Regions from separate parts of the Mus musculus genome. Here region 2 is linked to region 1. Evidence: chromatin loops called from intact Hi-C (ENCODE). Cell type or tissue: heart. All regions are shown on one strand. Links, peaks and the distances in the headings refer to the core of each region. The heading gives the core; the rest is flanking DNA.

Region 1 (11,862 bases), core at 2,670-10,669:
TTGTGAATCTTTACATGTTCTATCTGTTGACTCTCTTGTGTTTTGTGAATCTTTACATGTTCTGTCTGTTGACTCTCTTGTGTTTTATGAATCTTTACATGTTCTGTCTGTTGACTCTCTTGTGTTTTGTGAATCTTTACAAAACTCCTGCTGGGATTCTGATTAGATAGAGCTGACATCTTCACAGCATTCCTTTATGCAGTGGGTGAATGGCATTCTTTTTAATTTGGTTTTTTACCTCTTTAATTGGTTTTTGAATGAAACAGTTTTAATTTAAGCATGGACAATTTTTAAAAAAAAATTAAACATACATCTTCCAGCAAAATAAAATAGATCCATTCCCTTAATGTAGAGTGCCAATTTGCTACCCATGACCTTAAATTTCTTAGCTACCTGGGTAAGATTCCCTTATAGCCCAAATCTTGGTTTTACACATGGAAATAATGGAATAGATCTGTAATCCCAGCACTTGGGAAATGAAGGCTGGAGGATCAGGAACTCAAGATCATCCTTGCCTACAGAAATAATTGAAGGCTGGGGCTGGAGAGGTGGCTCAGTGGTTAAGAGCATTGGCTCTACTTCCAGAGAACCTGGGTTCAATTCCCAGCACCCACATGGCAGATCATAGCTACTTGCAATTCCAGTTCTAGGGGATACAGCACCCTAACACAGACAGACAGACATGCAGGCATAACACCAATACACAGAAATACAAAGAAATAAGTTAAAAAGAGGAACTCAAGGCCAACTGGGATACATGAGACTTTATCTCAGATCTCCCTCCCCTCAAGACTAGGTTTCTTTTAGAGAGAAGCCAAAGAAGATCCGAATCTCCTTTTTTTTTTCTTTTTAAGCTTTTAAAATCTGTATTTATTAAAACAGGGTACTGACACAATGAGATGTAAGTGAGAGCTAGGCAAAATCTAAGAGAAGATGATGCATGCATAGATATTTGAATATGACAAAGGAAAAAACTCTAGACTATGAAGAAATCTTGCCTTTTAAACAAATTGTGTTAGATAAATTTAGTATCTACATTGTAAAAAAATATTGACCCCTTACCATGCTTCATAACATACTAACAGTCTTTCTGATTAAAGGAAGGAAAAATTCTCTTGATCTTAAGGTTGGCAATAGTTTCTTTCAATCTTATTATTCGCCATTACAGCTTAGAAATTTTGATCTTGAGGCTGTCAATGATTTCTTCCAAAGTTATTACTAGTCATTACAGTTTAGTAAAAATACACAATAAGATAAAGAACAAGTATCAACTAAGACATAATAAGAACAATGGGTATACAAGTCATGGCTGCAAAGACATTCCTGTATTATAAATGACATCTCAAATGACCAATAAAATATAAGGAGTTTCTTGACCTCAAAAAATATGCAATGACAAGCACTGGCTAAGATAAATAGAAATTATATACATGCATATATATATCACCATATCCTGAGGATAAAAGTACAAAGTGAAACAACCACTTTGGATAATGCTGGCTGTAGTTGATGAAGTTCAACGAATGCATTGCCTTGTACTTGAGCAATTACTATGGAATTATGTACCTGCATTCATCTAAAGTCCTATACATGGATGCTTGTCATGGCCCCATTAAGCACTTCATTCCTTGGTGTTCACTATGGGTCTGTCTTTAATAACCACAAATAAAAAATGCATGTGCCCATCAATCAAAATTTATGAATGTTGTTATATTCAGAGACTAGAATACCATCCATGAAATGTTTAAAAAACAAATGACCCACAGCAGTGTTCCTCAACAAAAGACAACTTCACAAACATGATACTGAACAAAACAAGACAGACAAACATGTCAGAATGTCATTCCATTTGTGGCGGTTTCCACTCAGAAAGTCAACATGATGTTATATAGTGTGTGAAAAGGAGATAGTTGCTACCATCTGGCTGGGAAAGAGGTTTTGAAAGAAAATTTGAGTGGATCACAAGAATAGAACTTTTAATTTCCATAGTAAATTTAGAATTCACACAAATGCCTTAAGTGAATAAAAGTTTTTTTTTAAATATTGCTAAGTATGAAGAATTAACCCTTGGGACTAAAGTAAAATTATAAATGCCCCACAGAACTGTGGGGTTCCTAGTTCTCAGGAGCAGATGGAATGCTCTGCTTGGGGTTTAGATCATGTTTATAGCAGCGCTTTTTCTTCAACTTGTGTTATTTTAAAAAAACATGTGTTTCAATAAAAGTATTTGTGAATTGCTTACTGAATTTTGATAATGACACATTTTCTTTTTTAAAAAATTTTTTAAAAATACTTTTTATTAGGTATTTTCCTCATTTACATTTCCAATGCTATCCCAAAAGTCCCTGTCTTAGTCAGGGTTTCTATTCCTGCACAAACATCATGACCAAGAAACAAGTTGGGGAGGAAAGGGTTTATTCGGCTTACACTTCCATGCTGCTGTTCATCACCAAAGGAAGTCAGGACTGGAACTCAAACAGGTCAGGAAGCAGGAACTGATGCAGAGGCCATGGAGGGATGTTCTTTACTGGCTTGCCTCCCCTGGCTTGCTCAGCCTGCTCTCTTATAGAATCCAAGACTACCAGCCCAGAGATGGCACCACCCACAAGGGGCCTTTCCCCCTTGATCACTAATTGAGAAAATGCCTTACAGTTGGATCTCATGGAGGCATTTCCTCAACTGAAGCTCCTTTCTCTGTGATATCTCCAGCTGTGTCAAGTTGACACAAAACTAGCCAGTACAGTCCCCCATACCCTCCTACTCACGCCCCAACCCACCCATTCCCACTTTTTGGCCCTGGCATTCCCCTGTACTGGGGCATATAAAGTTTGCATGTCCAATGGGCCTCTCTTTCCAGTGATGGCCGACTAGGCCATCTTTTGATACATATGCAGCTAGAGTCAAGAGCTCCGGGGTACTGGTTAGTTCATAATGTTGATCCACCTATAGGGTTGCAGATCCCTTTAGCTCCTTGGCTACTTTCTCTAGCTCCTCCATTGGGAGCCCTGTGATCCATCGAATCTCCTTTCATTGTTGGGTTTTCACAGTTGCTCTTGGAGCTTCTGACAGCAGAGATGGCCTGTCTCCTTATATGCTGTTACGTGCTGCCATCTAGTGAGAGTTGTGTCTGAATTTTACTAAAATCTATGAGTCCTTCAAATAAAGTAATAGTTTAGGGTAAAAACACAGATATATTTAAGATTTTTCTGGGCAACAGAAGATATAAAGCCTATAGTATATGGGTTTTTTAAAAGTGCTATTAGCATATAGAAAGCTCTGTTTTTAGATTTTTAGAAAATTTGGGTACATGTTAAGTTTTGAAGATATTGCCTCCTTATATATAGCTTGCTCTGCTGTGAAACTTGTTATCATTCTTTTCATTCTCAGAAGAGGCGGACATTTAGAAAAACAGGGGATGTTTTCTGGAAAAACAGCCATCATTTATACTTCTCCCCCTCTCCAGTATTTACTGCCACTTATGTCATCCCTGGCCCCCACATCCCTCCATCTCTGTCTGCCTAATTGTGGAGGTCTATTTAATTTCTCAGCAATGTCTTTAGGGTTTGAAATTTCCACTCATGAAAAGGAGAGTCACAAGCAGGTCATGGATTCCTGGATTTACTCATCTAGGCATGACCTGAGAATTAAAAAAGATATACTTTCTTCACATCATAGAACACACACACACACACACACACACACACACACACCACACACCTACATACTACACACACATACACACACACACACACACCACACACCTACACACTACACACACATATACACACACACACCACACACACATACACACACTACACACACACACACACCACACCTACACACTACACACACATACACACACACACACACCACACACACACACACACACACACACACACACACACACACACACACACCTAGCCAGGCCTTGTGGTGTTCTCTGTTTCTGAGCTGAGATTAAGCTGCGTGGCTGTAGAGGCTCCAGGCACTAGGCTATGTCCTTATCCTGGTTGGGAGAGCTTGAGAAGGATGAACTGGGATGGGAAAGAAATGCAATTCACCAAGACAAAGATGCAGTGGATGTGATCTCTCAGGAGCACCTAGCGTGGTCCATAGCTATGAAGACATGTCCATCAACATAGCCTTGTCAGGGAGATCAGGCGATGTCTTTGGCCAGGGTGCTCAGGCAAGGAAAGACAAGATTAAAATTATAGGTCAGCATCTACCCTTTCTCTCTTGACATAAATGGAGATGCCCAACTCATGGGCCCCACAGCCTAGCCATCCACCAGGACTCTAGAAACAAATGACTTTCCATGCAAGCCTTCATTAGCAACTTTTCACACTGTGACAGCAAAATATGATTAAAGAAAGTTAAGGAAGGGAGGAAGGAAGGAAGGAAGGAAGGAAGGAAGGAAGGAAGGAAGGAAGGAAGGAAGGTCTTACTTTAGCTTACTGTTTTGGGGATCATTCCACTGTGTCTGGGAAGACATAGTGGCAGGAGCTAGAGGCTGACTGGTCACACTGCATCTGCACCATATGAACTGGAATTACGATTGTGCTGTAAGACCTTAAGGCTTCCCCGCCAGTGACCCATTTCTCCTAAAGGTTCCAGAACTTTCTCAGTGTTCTCAGCTGGAGGACAAGTGTCCAAACATGAGACCCTACAGAGGATATTCAACCTTCACATTACAACTAAGGCTGCAAGCCATAACCGTGACAGCAATGTTCTTATCAGCTTAATTGTTACAGTTAGAGATTCATTATTAATATCAGTCAAATATTAGCTTTTTATAGCAATGCAAGCAATGTTGGGAGTGAAAGAAGTCACTATATAAAATAAATAAGAAACTAAAATAGCTCTGGATTTGTACTGGTATCTAGTACTTGTATCTTACACAATGTGTAAGCAAACACTTAAAGAATTTCAAGGAGACATTGAAACATTTTCTTCAATGATGGTAAAATTTAACTAACTTTTAAAATTTGTGATGAAGTGCATATTCCAGAGAAATTAGAAAATGTGCTTTTAGCATGATATTTTTATTATCTGAGGATTTTATACAACATATTTGGTCATATTTATTTGGTCATTATCTCTTACCTCCCTCTTCTCCTTTACTCCCTCTGCACACACTCTCTTCTTTATTTTTAGAACTTATAATACAATCAAATAAGCATAATGGAACTCTGATTTACTCAGAGAATGAAGAGACAGTGACCACAGAACAGGTCTGACCAACAATCTGAAAGGAGACACACCACAGACCAAGCTGTCTGGCAAACTAATTTGGAAATGCTAAAAAAATAGAATGCCCACACTTTCACAAAATTTAAGAAATTTACAGTTTTGATTACTAGTGTGTATCCCAAGAAGAAACGGAAATAAAATTTCTGAAGTGTCAAGCTGAGTAACACTACAAAATAATTGCTAATAGACTTCAGCTATCAGAGTCCTTTTAAATTCACGATCTTCATACAAAAACATCTAAAACTCCCAAACCAGAACAACACACCCGGCATTGTCTACGGGGTTAGGAAAACAATGGTAGAATAAGCTTAACATAAGAGAAGGCAGTGACAGAAGGCAGAAACAACTAAAGAGGAAACAAAAGGAAACAAACACTAAAGCTAGCCTTGGTGAAGACCAATGAAAGCTTCTAGCAATGGTTATTAGTATTAGTAATAATGGCAAATGAGAAATAGCAGCAGCAGGATGAGAGGAATCCCAGCAGCAGAGATGAAAGACACTATCTAAAGATATCACGAAGCATTCTATGCCCCTAAATTTGGAAGTAATTTGCCAAGTTTGCATAAATATATAGAGAACGAAAGGATTTATGAGAACAGAAAAATCTAAAAAGTCCTATTAACATTAAAGAAATGGAATCGCAGAATGCTGGTTGGTGTGTAGCAATTTCCTCCTAGCGGAAACCTTCCATCCTAGAAGGAGACTCTTAAAACTTAAGAAGGGAGGCGCATCAGAAACAGCCCCCATTCACCAGATAGCCAGGGTGGTTTCCATGTTTCCGGCTAAAGCTGGAGCTGGCTTCCAATCCTTAGGGGGAATGCCTGGGTTCGGGCTATTCTATGGATAGCCAATGAAGTGAGTGGTTCTGAAGTCAGAGAACAGGGGATTGGTTGGAGAGAACAGGGGATTGGTTGGAGAGAACAGGGGATTGGTTGGAGAGAACAGGGGATTGGTTGGAGAGATGCTGAGTGGATGGATGAAAGGAGCTCACAAAAACTTGGCTTTAAAAAGGATGGGGAGAGTCAGTACAGAAATGGGCTAGCCGTGTGTACATACACACCAGGGATTCTTCAAAAAATTCCAGGCTGTGCTCCCGAGGCAGTCAACTCCTATGGGAGGTTGAATCTGAGTGGCCTGTTTGTCCTGAGGCTGCTCAGAGGCTGAGGAGGCCGGCTCTGGTGGAAGGAGCTCCAGGAAGTTCTACCTAGAAGGGTGAAATAGCAGAGAGTTGGCAGTGGCTTGGATGAGCCACGAGTCTCCTTCGGGTGTGGCAGAAAGGGGAGGGGTGGGTATGAGCAGGGAAAAGGAAGGAAGGAGAAGGAAATTGACTTGCACCGGCTAAAGCAGACCAAGAAGTAAGTGGTGATGGAAATTCAAGCTGGGGGAAGGGAGGAGAATGAGGAAGGAGGTGGCACTTAAAGAGAAAATGACTCTGCTCTCAAGACCTAAATTGTATCTTTATATAATTTGGTTCCCGGCATTTTCTTTCTTTCTTTTTTTTTTTTAAGGAAGATTTATTTTTTTATTCATGTATTTTTACGTAAATGAGTGCTCTGTCTTCATACACACCAGAAGAGGGCATCAGATCCCATTACAGATGGTTGCAAGTCACCATATGGTTGCTAAGAATTGAACTCAAGGGCCCAGCACTCAGGAGGCAGAGGCAGGTGGATCTCTGTGAGTTCAAGAACAGCCTGGTCTACAAAGAGGGTTTCAGGACAACCAGGGACCTCTGGAAGAGCAGTCAAGTGCTCTTAACCACTGGGCCATCTCTCTAACTCCCTGGTTACCGGTATTTTTAATCCAAATCATTTTATTATAGATAACTGAAGCTAGTATGGTTTGAGTTTCATAATGCGAGCATAATTTCAGAAGCAGACCATTCTTTTTGACCCTAAACAAAACCAAACCTCATATTAGCTTGAATTTATTATAGTGTTAATATTATTTACTCCTTGAAAATGGGCTAATTCTAATTAAAATTGTGGTTTTTTTCTGCTCTAGAATGACCGGATATTGCATCCTATTACATTATTAAAATCATTTGCATGGTAATTATGGCTTAGATGTACTGGTGATTGACATTGTTTGCATTCTGGTAATGTTGTACAGTGGTTGTTCATTAATCACCGGCAAACTTTGCCAGATGGCACTGTTAAGGAAGTATGCACTTCTACTAAATGTATTTTCATTATAGTTCCTAAACGAATGGTTCCTAAACCAATGGTCCAGTTCGTTTGTCAACTTCTTCTGATGCTCTTTGTATTTCTAAACCATAGATGCATTATAAAAATGATCCAAAGACCAGATGTGTCTTGCTTAGGGAAATTGTATTTTAAAATGTGAGGGGCAATGGCTAAGTGGATAAAGGGCTCTCAGGAAAGTGTGAGAGTGTGAGTTTGGATACCCAGAACTCATTAAATTCTCAGTGTTTGTTTGGATAGTTTTATGTGAAATTGGCACAAGCTAGAGTCATCAATAGGAGGACCCTCAATGAGAAAAATGCTTTCATAAGCTCACATTGTAGGCAAGCCTCTAAGGCATTTTCTTAATTAGTAATTAGTATGGGAGGGTCCACCCTATTGTGGGTGGTACCCCCTGGGCTGGTGGTCCTGAGTTGTATAAGAAAGCAGACTGAGCAAATGTCTCACAGTTTCTGTTCTTGAAATGAGAAACCATGTCCAAAAAGCAAGCAAGCTGGGGACCAAAAGTTTTATTCAGTTTACACTTCTACACATCTGTCATCACAGAAGAATGTCATGACAGGAACTCAGGCATTCCACAAGCCTGGAGGCAGGAGCTGGTCCAGAGGCCATGGAGGATGCTGCTTACTGGCTTGCTTTACACGGCTTGCTCATCCTGCTTTCTCATAAAACCCAGGACCACCAGCCCAGGGATGGCAGCACTTACAATGGTCTGGGCCCTTCTCTGTTAATTACTAATGAAGAAAATGCCTTACAGCTAGATCTTATGGAGCCATTTCCTCAATTGAGGCTCGTTCTTGTCTGATGACTCTAGCTTGTGTCAAGTTGACATAAAACCAGCCAGTACAACTGACCCCTTGTCAACTTGACACACAAACACAGAGCTATTAAGCCACAACCTTTACTTTCTTATTCATCCCCGAGAACTCACATTAAAACATAACTTTAAATGTCTCAGTCTTTACAAATTCAAACACATTAAAATTTCAGTCCCTTACCAACCCACCCACAAAACTTTGACTCAAAATTTTTACTGGCTATAAGAAATTCAGGGACAGGTGATGGAGTAGAGACTGAGGAAATGGCCAGCCAATAACTGGCCCATCTTGAGACCCATCCAGGGGGAAGCACCAATCCCTGACACTATTAATGATATTCTGTTATGCTTGCAGACAAGAGTCTAGTATGGCTATCCTCTGAGAGGCTTCATCCAGCAGCTGACTCAGACAGATGCAAGCACCCACAGCAAAACAGTGGGTAGAGCTTGGGGACTCTTACAGAAGAATTGGAGGAATGATTGCAGCCCCTAAGGGGATAGGAACGCCACAGGAAAACCAACAGAATCAACTAACCTGGACCTTTGGGGTTTCCACTACCCAGAAAACATACATGGGCTGGACACAGGTCTCCCAGCACATATGTAGTAGATGTGTAGCTTGGTCTTCATATGGGTCCAGAACAACTGGAGTGGGGGTTGGTGTGGGGCTATCCCAAAAGCTGTTGTCTGTCTGTGGAATATGTTCTTCTAGCTCAGCTGCCTTGTCTGCTCTCAGTGGGAGGGGATATGCCTAGCCTCACAGAGACTTGATGTGTCAGGGTTAAGAGATACCCAGGTAGGCACCCACCCTCTCAGAGGAGAAGGGGAGGAGGGATGACTGAAGGATTGTGGGAGGGGGTGAACAGGAGTGGGGCAGTGAGCAGAATGTAAAGTGAATGAATAAAATAATGATAATGATGATGATAATAACAATAATAGTAATAATAATATTTAAGTTTCTTTAAAATAACCAATCTCTCTATTTGTAAATATTTATTTATTTTATATATGTGAGTACACTTTTGCTGTCTTCAGACACACCAGAAGAGGGCATCAGATCCCATGACAGATGGTTGTGAGCCACCATGTGGTTGCTGCGAATTGAGCTTAGGATCTCTGGAAGAGCAGTCAGTGTTCTTAATGACTGAGCCATCTCTCCAGCCCTGCCAATCAATCTCTTTAAAAATTCAAAGTCTCTCAACTGTGGGCTCCAGTAAAACAAAAACAAAAACAAAACAAACAAACCCAAAAAAACAAAACCAAAACAAAACAATAACAACAAAAAACCCAAATCAAATACTTTCTTATTTCAAGAGGGAAAAATCAGGGTGCGGCCAAAGCAAAAGCAAACTCCAACTGTTCAGTGTTGGGGATCCACTCACGATCTTCTCGATTCCTCTGAAGGGCTTGGGTGACTTCTTCAGCTCCACCTTGTGCAGCATACACAGCCCATTTGCTAGGCTCCGGCAGGCTGCACTCCACTGCTGCTGCTGTTCTTGGTGATCATCTCATGGTACTGGTATCTCCAAATCTGCTGGGGTCCCTTGCTGCAGTTAGGCTGCACTTTCACCAACAGCCTCTCATGGGCTCTCTTCATGCTGCCAAGCCTCAAGTTCTCTGCATGACCCCTTCAATCCTGGGTGTTCAACTGTCACTGAGGCTGCCCTTTTACTAGTTGCCTCTCCTGGCCCTTTTCAGTGCTAAGCCTTAGCTACTCTCCATGACCCCTTTATATCTTCAAAATTAGTATCACCTGGGTGACTCTTACACTACTAAGTTCGACTTCTGGGACAGTTTGTGTGTGCTGACCCTGAGGAAACATCTCCCAAATTTTACTTCAGAGATGCTAGGCTCTTCTAGATCACTGTTAATTTCTAAGCTCTAGCTAACCAGTATCAATTGTCTCAGCAATGCAAAAGTTTCACTTCAATGTTGTCTGTCTCTTGTTAATTATGGCTGTCTTTCCAGCCCCAGCTGACCAGAACAACAGAATCTCAATTCAAAATAGCAACTGGCCCAGATAGAGTCTTTAAACTTCCCTCTGCAACATCACAAGCCTTCACCCTCTGCACTGCAGAACATCCCACTGAGCTCTCAACACTCAATGGCTTTTCTAGCGCAAAGCTCCAAAGGCCTTCCATAGTCCTTCCCTGATCATGGTAAGGTGTGCCACAGTAATACCCTACTATGCTGTCTTAGCTAGGGTTTCTATTGATGCAATAAAAACATCATGACTGAAAAGCAAGATGGGGACAGTGGGTTTATTTAGCTTACACTTTTGTACATTGCTGTTCATCATCAAAGGAAGGCAGGACAGCAACTCAAGCAGGGCAGGAACTTGGAGGCATGGCCTGATGCAGGGCCATGGAAGGATGCTGCTTACTGACTTGCTTCCTTCCCATGGCTTCACAGCCTGTTTTCTTATAGAGCCCAGGTCCAGGGATGGCACCACCATCAGTGGGCTGGGCCCTCCTCCACTGATCACTAATTAAGAAGATGCCTTATAGCTGGATCATGTGGAGACTCCTTCCTGTCTGATGACTCTGGCTTGTGTCAAGTTGACATAAGATCAGCTAATTCAACAAGCCAGTTCATGCCTTGTTTGAGTTCCTGTCCTGACTTTCTTTGATGATAACCAGTGATATGGAAGCACATACCAAGTTAACCCTTTCCCCTGGAGGTTGGTTTGGTTACTGTCATCACAGCAATAGCAGCTTTAACTAAAACAATGGGCATGATGCCGTCTGTAATTCTAGCCTAGAAAGCCAGAGACAGTAAGTAGCCTAGCTAGACTTGTCATCAAGCTCTGGGTTCAATGAATAGGCATTGCCTCAGTGAATAAGGTGTAAAGGAATTAAGGAAAGCACCCATTAATGTCAATGTCTGGTCTCCACACATATGTACACATATTTGCAGCCTCATGTATGTGAACACCCGTGCACATCACACACAAGTATATATGAAAAAAACTGTCAACAATGCAAATTACTCACTTTGTCCTCTTCCTTACTTTTGTTTCTTTTCCTCCTCTGAGCAGATAAAGTAAACCTGAAAGCAATCCCAGACTTTCAGAGAAATCAACACACATGCATTTGCATATGTAGTCTGTTGTTAGGTACAACACAAATCGTATAAGGAAGACTGTCGAGGAGAAAACCAAAGCAAACAGTCACATACCTTTATTTTACAAGATTTTTTTAAAAACTTCAACATGCCCAGTGCAATAAAAATATTTAGTGTTTATGATTTTAATCAGCAAGGCCGATTCAGCAAAATCAACAAATTAAAATATGATAGTGTTGGGGTTGGAGGGATGCCTCAGCAGTTAAGAGCATGTGTCGCTCTTGCAGAGGACCCAGGTCTAATTCTCAGCAATCACATGGTGGCTCATCTGTATCTCCAGTCCTAGAGGATAGGATCCCCTCTTCAGACTCCTATGGGCACCAGGCAGGCTTGTAGTACACATGCAAATATGCTGGCAAAACACTCATACTCACCTTGTTCTCTGGTGTCTTGAGTTGGTGCCTTTTATAACAAGGCACTTAGAAATAATTTCCGTCATGGCAGTGGAAGGACATCTGAAAGGCGATT
Region 2 (11,862 bases), core at 1,836-9,835, 47 kb before region 1:
TAAACACACACCTGTATTCGTGGGACTGATAATGCATTTGCAGAACTGTACTGAGAAGTATCTGGGAGTGAACTGGGGGAAGGTAAGCCTTCCTGGGGAGAAATGCCACCATTTCCCCATTATTGCTTGGCACAAGGCACACAGGGTCACGGTGCACCGTGGGAACCTGCCCTCCTTTCTCAGATTATAGTTAAGTCATGGGTGAAATAGGTACAAGCTACAAATGCTACTGCTTATATTAACAGATGTTCAGTCTTGAAGGTGATGATATGATCTTATCCACAGAGAGTAAAACTGGGCTTTCTAATACTACACCACCACCTGAAGAGACAAGGGAAGCTCTGCATGCTATGCTGCAGAAGAGAACCAAACGCTGCCACCAGAGAAAGTTCTGTGGATACTCAGGTCAGTGCCAACTTCTGGCACTTGCCATCCAATCTTATTTACTGCCAACTCTACTTAAGGATGACCTATATGGACAGAGAAAGTAGGATTAATCCCAGTGTTCAGCATTGGTGCAACTACTTAATAAATACCAAGGATACACTTTTACAAGATAACTCAGCAGTCAAAAGAGAAGGCGAATCTCTACAAGAGAAGAGCTGCTGGGTGCTAGAGCTGGCACTCTTCTGAGACTGGGGAGTTAGCAGGGAATGAAGGCAGTCGGGCTTCCACCCATGGTCCCCACTGATCATAATTATAAATAACAGCCCAAGGGCCCTGGGTCTAACCCCTGAGAGCAGCCACTGCAAGGATGGGAGGCTTCCTGTTCCTAACAAGAGACAGACGCTTGGGCAGAACGGGAGTCTGTCTTCTGTGTTAAAGAGACACACAGTCAGGTCATTACATAGTACTTTTATAGTTTAAAAAGCAAACTAAAAGGCCTGGATGCACCTTGTTTATTGGGCAAATTCTCTTTAACAGTGGTGTCTGCCAAGGCCAGTTTTTGCTGTAATTGGTGTTTTGGTTCACAGGTCCACAAAAACAATGTGGGGTCAATTGGCGCTAAAGGGGCTTTAGCATCACCAGCGCTCTCAGCTTTTAGGCCTACGACGGTCAAGTCACGCCAGGTGAGGTGGCACACGCTTTTAATCCCAGCACTTGGGGGGCAGAGGCAGGCAGATTTCTGAGTTAGAGGCCAGTCTGGTCTACAGAGTGAGTTCAGGACAGCCGGGGCTACACAGAGAAACCCTGTCTCGGAAAAAAAAAAAAAAAAAAAAAGATGGTCGAGACACAGGTCTCTTGTTTTCAGAGGGGAACGGAACCTTCTGCCAGTTCTCTAACACCTGTTTCCGACTTGCCTTCCACACAGATCCTTGAGGCACTTGACAGTGTTTGTGTGAAAGCCGATGAAAACCACAGGGCATGATGTGGTGTCATGAACTCCAGTTCCTTTCTGTATGTTAACGGTAAAATTAACCAGTTGGTTGTCACTTAAATCTATAAATGCTGTTTCTGCCATCTGGGTTCTATGGTGGAAAGCATCACAAATACATTTAACTAAGGATATAACCAAAATTATATTAGATTTCATAAATAGGTTATGATATAAACAAAAATGTTTCAGTAATATTATAAATACAAAAAAGGACTGTGTGAGAAAACTACCTCTAGAAAGGCAAGAATCTTGGTGTTAAACACAAGTTAGATTCTTAACTGCTGAGCCATCTCGCCTGCCTCACCACGTTCAGTTCTTGGTATAATAGTAAACAATGAAAGTGTACTCTTTAAGTACAAACACTCAAAACTATAAAACAGATTCTATAGCTATGGCTGTCTCCAAGTCACAGAGAGGCAGAGGACATCGTCTCTAAGGCAACACCAAGAGTAAGCAGTAGAGCAGATTCCAAGTTCTAGCCAAGTGGGTGCTTTTCACCGCTAGATTATATATTCCACTGCTGTTCTTTCTTGAAGCAAGAACTTGCTATGGAGTCTTGGCTGGCCTATATAGATCTGGTTGGCCTCAAGTTTACAGTGATCCTCCTGCCTCTGTTTCCACAGTACCAGAATTACAGACATGAGAAACTATGCCCAGCACTAAGTACTTTTAAAAACAGATATCTGCACATTTTCTGAAATGTTTAGTATTCCATCAGTCCCCGCTCTCTGCACTTCCACCGAACCTGGGTTCTATGCAGCCACCCTAATAGCAGACTCTGCTATAAGACCATGAACCAAGTACCATGTATCTTATTTTTCCAATGCCCATCTCTGAGTAAGCTCTAGTGTAACACTGTCTCTGCACACAACCAACCCCATGCTAATAGAGCACAGAACGGTTTTTAAAGGTACAGTAAAATAATAATGACCAAAAGCCCAAGCTTCACAGGATAAACTATCTCAAAGCCTTTGCTTGCTTCCATATCAACAATTCATAGAGATAAGACCAGATTTAACAGATGGGATCCTTGCACTCTGAGGCAGTTTACAAAGTTCTAGTGTTCATTCCTTTATATAACTCTAATAACAATTACAACTAAAAAGGAGGCACAAAAAAGATATTCACATAATACAAATGAAGAAACTGAGAAAATTAACAGACCCAGTCGAAACTCATTTAAAAGGACAAATGTCAGAGTAAAGACCAGAACTGACCTGTGAAATGTGCTGTGCTCTTCTCTCACTATAATTACACCCAGTCACCCACTGTTATTTTAGAGAAAAAGACCTGGCTGGAATATGCTTTTCAATCATGCCACATGAAGGGGCTTCCACTGCCTTGGGCCTGACCTGTCAAGCGATCTTGCTGTTTGTATGGATGCCCCCTCTCGCTCCTGTTACACCCTGGAGAACTCTGTACTTCCTAATGAGATATTCAGCACACCAGTGCATGGTGGCTTTGCTAAACTTTCTCTGGTATTCTATAGACTTATCTGACTTTACTTGTCCTGTGACTTCGGGTATAGTCTTCTGAAAACAGAAGGATTTTACTACTGAATTATAAGTGTGTCTATTAGAAGAATGTGAACATTAATAAAAGTAAAATAATATCCATCATAAGTGTAAATCAATTCCACCAGTATAAAATCAATATTCATCTACCACAGAAACATTCTGTAATCCTTTACCTTTAATTGAGAAATAAGAGTATAAATTCTTTTCCTTTACTCCTGAAATAAGAACTATTAGTCTTACTCATCCGAGACAGCTTACTTTAGAAATCAGAAGCTAGGATCAAAAACTATTTATTAAAAGTAGTGAGTAATCATACATATATTTATATATTCAGCAATATGTCTAAATATATCTTTCTTAAAATAGCACTGCACATTAAAAAACCAAATTGGAAAGGAATACTGGTTGACTGCTAAGAAACCATGAAACAAGCTTGTCTCTGGCCTTAAGGAAAAGAAGTGTTTACAAAGTTTAACAAGGTATCTAAAATAGTAAATGAGCCTTTCTTACACGTAACAGGCATACTTTTACACAGGGAAACTAGGAATTAACTTTTCTAGGAGACAATACAATAGGAGTTTTGCCTTTCTAAGTCAAATGTAAGAAAAAGAGCCATTTTGCATACTATATTCAGCTTCTTGAGGCTTTTTGTTGGTTTCTTTGCTGGGTTGTTTTGGAGACATGGGCTTTCCATGTAGCCCAGGCTGGCCTTGAACTCAGGATCTTCTTACTTCTGCCTCCCACCCTTTAAAAACCATTTATGGTCTCCTTTAGGATAGTAAAGAGCAGAGCAGTCATACGCTTAGAGACAGAAGAAGGTCTCCAAATGGAAGGCACATCTTAACGCTAACAAAGCAAAGGATTAACAGTGTGATGTGTCAATAATCCTCCAGCTGGCTTAAAATTTCAAATCCACAGACAGTAGAATGCAAGGAATAGGAATTGTCTGAATTCCATTGACAATCTCTGTGGGAACTGCCAACAGAAAACCAGTTAGCTTTTCTGGGTTTCAGGTTTTCTTTCTTCTCCTGGAGATACAGCAAGATGTGTAAAGGCAAGGAGAGAAACAAATCAGACAAGAGTTGAGTTCCAGAAGTCAAGTCATCATTACAAAGAGAACAATAGTGACGGCATTGTTCCACCACAAACAGCACGGTGGCCACACCTGACATCAGGCCTCTCACTTTACAAGCAATGCTTATCTGCTCACCTCCTGCGCTTGCCTTACAGGGAGCTGTTTCATGCTCATGGGAAGATGTCATGCTTATCTTACACCAAGGTCTCCACGGAGAGGAAGACAACTAAGTTAGAGACTTATTTAGTACTGGCTCGATGAAGCAGAGCCAAGTGGATTAAGCAAGCAGTCTACGAAGTTCAACAACAGAACCAAGTTAAGAAGACAGAGTTCCGTATTCTTAGTCCGACATGGACTTGCTCCTCATTGACTGCTAGAGCTATACATGGCTATGCAGAATCTTTCACCTAGAACCCTGCAGACGAGTCAAGAGGGGAAAACGCAGGAACCGGATGACAGGCATTGCTTAATCTGATCTATGTCGAAAAATGCAACGTGACATGGCAGTAATGTTAAGAGCACGGTGAGAGCGCAGTTCTTGGCGAGCACTCTTCCCAGAGTTCCAGCTCAGTCACCACACACCGGGATGAACCGGCATCCAGCTCTAACTGTGTTAAGGTGAAAGTACTAGTATTTGTCACACAATTCATGCATTAAAAAAAATGCTGCTGAGGATCAAATGATAGCAGTCTGCAAAGAAACAAAAAGCAAATATAACTGATATAGATGAATACATGTCGTATGTATAGCTGTATAAATATAAAATATTTACATATTTTCCTCAGCAGATAAATTAGGATGAACATTAAACACTACAGCATTTTATTTTACTCCAAGTGTGGATAAGTACCTTACTCTATGCTCATGTAAAGAGAATACTAAACTGCTAGGACCCACCAATAAATGTCTTATAAAGGAGCTCTGAACGCCTTGGGGAAAATGATAAAAGGGACATTGGAACTAAGTGATGGTTAAGGCCATCAAGACACTAAGATTATGACTTCCAAAAGGAACGGCACAGACTGCCCCAGCTTGCAGAGGGGACGACAGGGCAAGTACACAGGAACCTTTACAGAGAATGGACGATTAATACCTTAGTGACATAAATGACTGAGAAAGATGTTTCCAGTCTGACACTAGGTGGTGCCCTCTGGCCCAGACAACCCGTTTTCTATTTCTTGGTAAGGAGGCAAAGAAAGAAAACAGAGCAGAAGAGAGAAGCACTTGGGGGTGAACAAAAAGAACGCCTGGATTTCTAAGTGAGTGGGGATGCCGTGGCCAACTGCAGACCCAGTCACAGGTAGACATGCATCAGCAACAGTGAGAGCTTCCTGGCTCTTAGAACAGACACCAGGGGTCAGAAGAAGGTGGTTCACACCGAGTCCACACAGGAAAACCACTGGCTGGTACTTCTGAAATGTTCCTGGGATGCCTGCCTAGATCCCTAATGCCATCTACCAAAGCGGGAGTAACCACTATCTTTTCCCTCATACAAGACTGATGGAAACAAGGAGGGCCACCCCAATAGCCACGGCTTCATGCCGGCTCCCTAGTAAGGACTTTCTGCCACTGCAGGTTGAAAATCCAGGTTTAAACCTGTTAAGTATATGATGCTCAGTGCACTGCCTCTGTGATGAATGAGTGTGTGCTATGATGTTAAATTTATACAAGTCCAAGTATCCAGCTCAGCCCAGGGGTGCTCACTACTTCAAAAGTTCAAGGTCTGTGTTAGTACCAGGGAAGAATAAATGCACTTCACTTCAGAAGTTCAAGGTCTGTGTTCACCAAAGGCTCTGCACAGCTTCATTGTCTTTCTTCATGCAAACAACATAAAGGCTTTCCTGAAGCTTGAAAAGATTTCAAAGAAACCGTAGTGAAACCTGGTCGCATCTATTTGCTTGCCCTAGTCAAGTCTAAGTGAACAAGCGGCTGAGAGATTGAAGACTTTGGTTTACTTAGGTATTGCCAATTTAGAAAGCAAACATTCCTGCAAGCAAGTGTTTAACTGACAACTAAACCAAATAGAAAATAAAGGGGGAAAAAAAAAACCAAACAAACAAGGCACACAGCTGGTGCCTGAGTTTTCAAAGATATGGAGACTGATGCAAAACTCTATGTCCAATTCTGAGAATTAGCAAGTCTATCAGGATCTATCCACCAGTCTTACAGACTTTTAGGACTCCTATAATTTCAATACCCATAGTGAATGGAGTCAACCTTATAACTTGAACGAGTATTTATATAAGCTGCAGGACCTTATTCCACTGCATTAGCTCAGAATAAGTTGGAAGAAATGTCATCAAGTTGCTGTCCAAGATCTTGGATCTACGATGCAAGAATTAAAATGCAATCACTATTATACCCAATGAAACGGCCAAGCCAAAACTTTCCCTTTTGCTTCCGGGCTTAATAGAACGCTTCAGTGTAAATACCAAAGCTGTTAAAAGTTCTTAATAAGATCCTTGAACACAGGGGATTGTAATATTTTAACAGTATGCTTCAGAGCTTATGGACAGTAGGGCTTAAAAGTGGTACGTATTTTCTTGTGTGACAAACTGTTTCTTCTGGCTTAAGTTTTAGTTTAGGAAAACTCCACATGTAACATTTTAAGGGGTGCCGCACATTTCTGTTTGAGAGAAAACTGCTGAACTTCACGGTCACGACCACACTGTCAGCTGAGTCTACGAAAAATGGATTCGGCGGGCAAGTTAACAGGTTTCCGAGACTCAACTTCGCATAAAACCATAGGGGGAAGAGTCACCTCGGCATTGACATCGCCTAGAAAGCCCTGCGTTTCCCATTTTTGACCTCCTTCGGATGTGGGAGATGCCTGTCACTGTTGAGGCCGGTCGCGAACTCTCGGGGACCGGGGACCGACGATCTCCCGGGCGCACCTGGCTCGGGGATGGCTGCGGGAACGTCGGGCCGCGCGCACTAGCCGCCGGGGTAGCTGTCACCGGCCGTGGGGACATGGGAGCCACCGGAGCCGCGGCCGCTCCGCGCGCAGAGGGAAGGCGCTGGCGTCCCCGCCACCACAGCCCGGTCGGCCCCTCGGTAGCCCGCCGCGGCCTAGTGCCGCCCGCCCGCCCGCTCGCTCGCTCGCCTCACCTGCGCGGCCGCGGCGCTTCTCCCGCCGCCGGTCGCTCTCGTAGAAGCCCAGCGTCTCGGTGTGTTGGGGCGCGGGCCCATGGCCGCCACCACCCGGCTGCTCCGCCTCGCCGCGGCCGGTCCGCTCGGGGCCGTCCGCGCCGCCACCGCCGCCTTCTCCCGGGGCGGCCGCGTCGCAGACGCCCGCCATGTTCCGAGAGCCACACACTGTCCCCGCCACCTCCCTCCAGCCGCCCGCCCGGCCTCCGCCTCCCGCCGGCCCCCTCGCCGCCTCGCCCCGCCCCTCGCCCGGGCAGCCGCCATCCGTAGCCCGCCGGCCGGCGCGCGCCATTGGCGTCAGCGGCGCGTGGGAGGCCGCGGTGGCCGCCGCCACGGCCGCCGCCATCTTCTTCCTGCCGTCGCCGTGGCGCGCGGCGGGCTCTGCGGACCGGGGCGCCGCGCCGGGCTCCATGCCGCCGGGTCGCGCGGTGGGGGACGGTGGGCGGCAGCGGGGCTCGGCGTGGTTGTCCGCGCGGCCGGAGCCCCTTGTGCCCGTGCGGTGGCCGGAGTGCGCCGGCGCGACCCGCCTGGCCTTGGCTGCACGGCGACTGGGGCCGGGCTCCAGCTCTGTGGCTCCCGCCGGCGCCGACCCGGTGGCTCTGCTGTCTTGGCTGCATCTCTCCTGCATATTTATGATCGTCTGTCACATTCCCTGTCCGTGGACAGTGTCCAAAGCCTAGCTCGGGGGAGCGTGCCAACAGGTGGGGGACTCGGCCCGACGGGCAAAGTGCTCGATGCGCCTAAAGCGCCGGGGACATTCTGGGTTGCCTTTCGGGAATAGGGTTATGTGACTGCGGGTGGCAGCCAAGGCGGCCTGGTTCTGTCAGATTGTCACCGCTTGCCGTGAGACTTGTGACCCTTACCCCCTCACTGGTAGTCACGGATAGCCGCGCTGAGACCAACGGATGCTCGCTGGGTGCAAATGAATCCGCCTCAGCCTTGGAAGACCTTCACCTGGGATTCCTACATTCTTGCTGTGCGCTCCTGTAACGCACGCGGTGGCCCCTGGATTGCCTTCATGCCCACTTCGGAATTAACCTGCATTGTGGCAACTTTTTAAATGAGTAGAAGCATAGCAAATACCTCTTCACTCTCTAAACTGCCCTACACTTAAGCCGAGAAGCGATGGAGCAGGCCTAGAACATCCAGGAGAGCCTTAGAGATGGAAAGCTAGATACCCGATTGCAAACTCCGCAACTTTTCTGTACTGTACTGCAGCAAGGCCATTTGACAGTAGGGCGGGATGAAGGGATAGGAGGGTTAAAGAGGAACTTGCAAAGTCCAAGAAATCCCAATCCCAATTCAATGTAAACTTTACATTGTGGAAAACCAAACACTGCAGAGAATATTATTTAAAGTCAGTTTGGTTTTATTTGGTAAAACTGGATCTTAAAAACAGTGCCCTTGACAAAGCTCCAGCATCATGAAAATCAAAAGACACAGAGTTTTATATACTGTAAGGTTTCCTCCAACCTAAGTTTATTATCTGTGTTCCAAATCTTAAATAGTCAAAGAAGGGAGAGGGGCCCTGTCAGGGTTGCTATTTAAAAACTCCTGTTTTAAAATGATATTGCTAGAAACCTAAGACTATGTCTTTCCTTTATAAAGATTATATTTGGTTGCTATTTATATGTTCCTCAGAGATTTTCCTGGTTCGATACTATCAAACCCCAAAATAAGGAAGCATCCAGAAAGCTTGAAGTTAGGTTACAAATAACCTTAAGATGCAAACACCTTACATAGTACAGAACGTTTAGTTTTGTGACTTTGGCATGGATATATTATAGGGCAAAAGGGTACTATTTCTCTTTTGTGACAAGCTGGAATACTTTATGATGTTTTTAGTTTGCCACTATTAAGTGAATTAATCTCTTGATAGCACATGCAGCATATCTTTTAACCCTAGGTTGTTTGAAATGAGTGCCTCTCACTTTTCTTGAGTAAAAACAAAAACAAAATAAACAAAAACTCTAATGAAAACATCCGTCATTGTGGAAAGACCTGGACTCTCTGACTTTCAGTGTTTGACCAAATGAGCAGAGGTGAGCCTCTTTCTGCTCTATTTCCCCTACCATGAAATCACATTTGGGCCAGACTGCAAGGACCTCTTAAACCATCACAACTATGCCAAAGTGTATGCATTCCCCATTTTAGATCCTTGTGCAATGTAGTTTAAAAAGCTAGATTAGCCTGTTGATATTATCAAGATTTATAGGAAATGTATGAAATCCTTAACTAGAGTCACTTTGTACCTGGTCTAAAACTTGAAAAAAAGAAATGAAAGCACAATAACTGTACTGATAACACATCAAAGATTTCCATAGCTCTATGTGCCCTCTTTCTTTTCTCTGCACTCCTTTATTTGTTGATGTGGGAGAACTAACTGGTGGATGTAGGCTGGACTTCTGGGCTCTAAGCTGTGGTTTGCTACTCCAGCCTCAGGTTCTCCAGGAGCAAGCAAGCTTCTAAGATTATTCCAGTGAGTGTTCCAAAGGACACTACTCCCCGGTGTTATTTGAGGGTGGCTGAAATGTTAGGACTGGAAGAGATGGCTGGAGTGTGTTTCAGTCATGTAGCTGCAGAGGCAGAAGTCACATGGCTAGTGAAGCCCGTGGGACTCCACCAGAAATCTGCTCTGACGATGCATGGCTTCTGTTTCGGGCAACATGGAAGTCAGTATTTCCTTCTGAAGCTGTAGCCCTGAGTTTAATTCATTTGCTGTTTTATCTTCAGAGAAAAAGTTGTATATTTCTTGGTGGTGATGATACTTTTTTTTTAAAGATTTATTTTATGTGGATATGGGTGTTTTGCCTGTGTGCATGTATGTGTGGTATGTGCCTGGAGCCCAGAAGAGGACATTGGATCCCCTAAAACGAGAATTAACAGATGGTTGTAAGCTATTATGTGGGTGCTAGAAACTGAACCCAGGATTTCTGCAAGAGTTTTTCACTGCTGAGCCACCTCTCCTGCTTTTGAATGTTTGTTTGTTTTGGAGGTAAAGTTTCACTTAGGCCAGATTGGCCTTAAACTCAATGATCCTCCAACCTCATCCTCCCAAGTGCTGGTATTATAGATACGCTTAAGAGTTGAGGCCTTTTTTAAAAAATCTAAACAGCTTCACTGTAAGGTTAGAAATAAAAATATACTATTGTGTCTATAGTAAGGCTTGCAGCGAATTGGTGGGGGTTCATTGTATTTCTGGGCTTCAGTAGTGTCTTCTACCTTTGCCAATCTTTTCTCCCCCTATAACTGAGTCTCATGGTGTTTTATCCTCTCTGGGTTTGCTCCATAGAAATTAACTTTGTTTATTTTTAGAAGAAATAACCCCACTGAATATGCCTTTGATTGTAATATGCCCATTTCAACTTAACAGTAACCAGCAAAATCTTATTCCTATGTATTTGCTCAGCATGAGGATATTTGACTGAGATCACAGTAATTCAAACTCTGAAAATTATACGAAACATTCTGTTCTAATAATCCTTTGCTAAAAGAGATATTTGGACAAAGATAGTGAGTTCTGAAAGGTAGGCTTTGCTTATTTACTTATTTACTTACTTGAGGTAGGGTTTGTCTGTATAGCCCTGGCTGTCTTGGAACATTTTCCGTAGACCAGGCTGGTCTTGAACTCAAAGATCTGCCTGCCTTCCTTGAGTGCTGGACTTAGGACATGATGGCATGTATCGCCATCACCGCATGGCAGGTTCTGCTTATGTGACAAAAGTGTGAACATAATTCATATTCTGTTAGTTAACAGTATTTTCAGCTTACCATCAGATATATTGATTCCATATAGGCATTTAAGTTTCTGGAAAATTCTAAAATACTGATGAAAGGGACCTAGGAAATGACTTACCAGTTCCTCATTCTAAATTTTTCTCTTTGAGGTGAAAAGGTATTTCTCATCACAATTGAAAAAAAAATAATGTCACATTTAGAACTATTTTTTAATCACCTAATTAACATTTATGCTTATGGGAGAAACTCATATCTTCCCTTATATTTATTGCTATTTCTTTTTTTAAAAAAATATTTATTTATTTTATGTATATGAGTACACAGTCACTGTCTTCAGACACACCAGAAGAGGGCATCAGATCCCATTACAGATGATTGTGAGCCAGTATGTGATTGCTGGGAACTGAACTCGGGACCTCTGGAAGAGCAGCCAGTGCACCTTAACCGCTAAGCCATCTCTCCAGCCTTTTTTGCTATTTCTTAACATTCTCTTTATTTCTACCAAGCATACGTTAAGATTCAGAAGGTAGACAGATCTTAAGGTCTCCCAGTCCCTGTTGCTAGCCTTACGGGTGCTTTGTTCCTCTGTTCCTCCGTGGTGAACTGTTTATTGCTGGGCTGGGCTGCTCATCAAGCGGTAGTTGGTAATAGTGAGCTTTGTACACTATTTGGATAAATAGTTTACCTTTTCCTAGTGTTTCTAATTGAAGTTCCATGGGTTTGGTAACTAAGTATTTGTTTTCTTCTCCCTCTTTTAAAGTTCTCTGGGCTGTGATCCTGCTCCTGTACCTGGGTCTCTCATTCTGCTCAGTCCTCAGTTTGTCCTGTATTCTATCCATTGCCCCTGGCTTCTGAGGTACTGAAAGGGACTGTGCTCTCTAGCTAAGACCTAGGTAACCCAACTGTTTACCTACCACTTCTCCCTTGGTTATAACAAAGCATTAGAAATACATAATAAAATTACAAATTCTCAAAACAATCCTTTTGGTTTGTGCCTTTCTGGTTTT

What was found. Hi-C counts contacts between places; a loop is a spot of excess contacts. Peaks named below come from ENCODE experiments on the same cell type or tissue, not always from the same donor. Only the 100,000 strongest peaks of a DNase experiment are listed, where the experiment ranks them.
Region 2: a loop joins it to region 1, with 2.4 times the contacts of the local background. A loop is called at or near these places in 7 of 42 quality-filtered maps.

Annotation. Positions count from the first base shown.
Region 1 is chr5:44,265,630-44,277,491 of GRCm38, forward strand. No RefSeq gene overlaps it. Among named protein-coding and RNA genes, the nearest start is that of Gm40296, 35 kb to the right of the region's middle. In heart, for the core only: a CTCF peak has its summit at 3,126 (motif pointing left); no DNase peak of the experiment used is centred there; H3K27me3 peaks cover 329 bases.
Region 2 is chr5:44,219,336-44,231,197 of GRCm38, forward strand. It overlaps Tapt1 (transmembrane anterior posterior transformation 1), which reads right to left and starts at 7,271. Exons shown (of 14, transcript NM_173764.3): 1 at 7,079-7,271. The coding sequence starts at 7,268. It overlaps Gm35959 (a long non-coding RNA gene), which reads left to right and starts at 11,828. Exons shown (of 2, transcript XR_376934.4): 1 at 11,828-11,862. In heart, for the core only: a CTCF peak has its summit at 5,120 (motif pointing right); a DNase peak (open chromatin) is centred at 7,366; H3K4me3 peaks cover 2,492 bases; H3K27ac peaks cover 2,339 bases.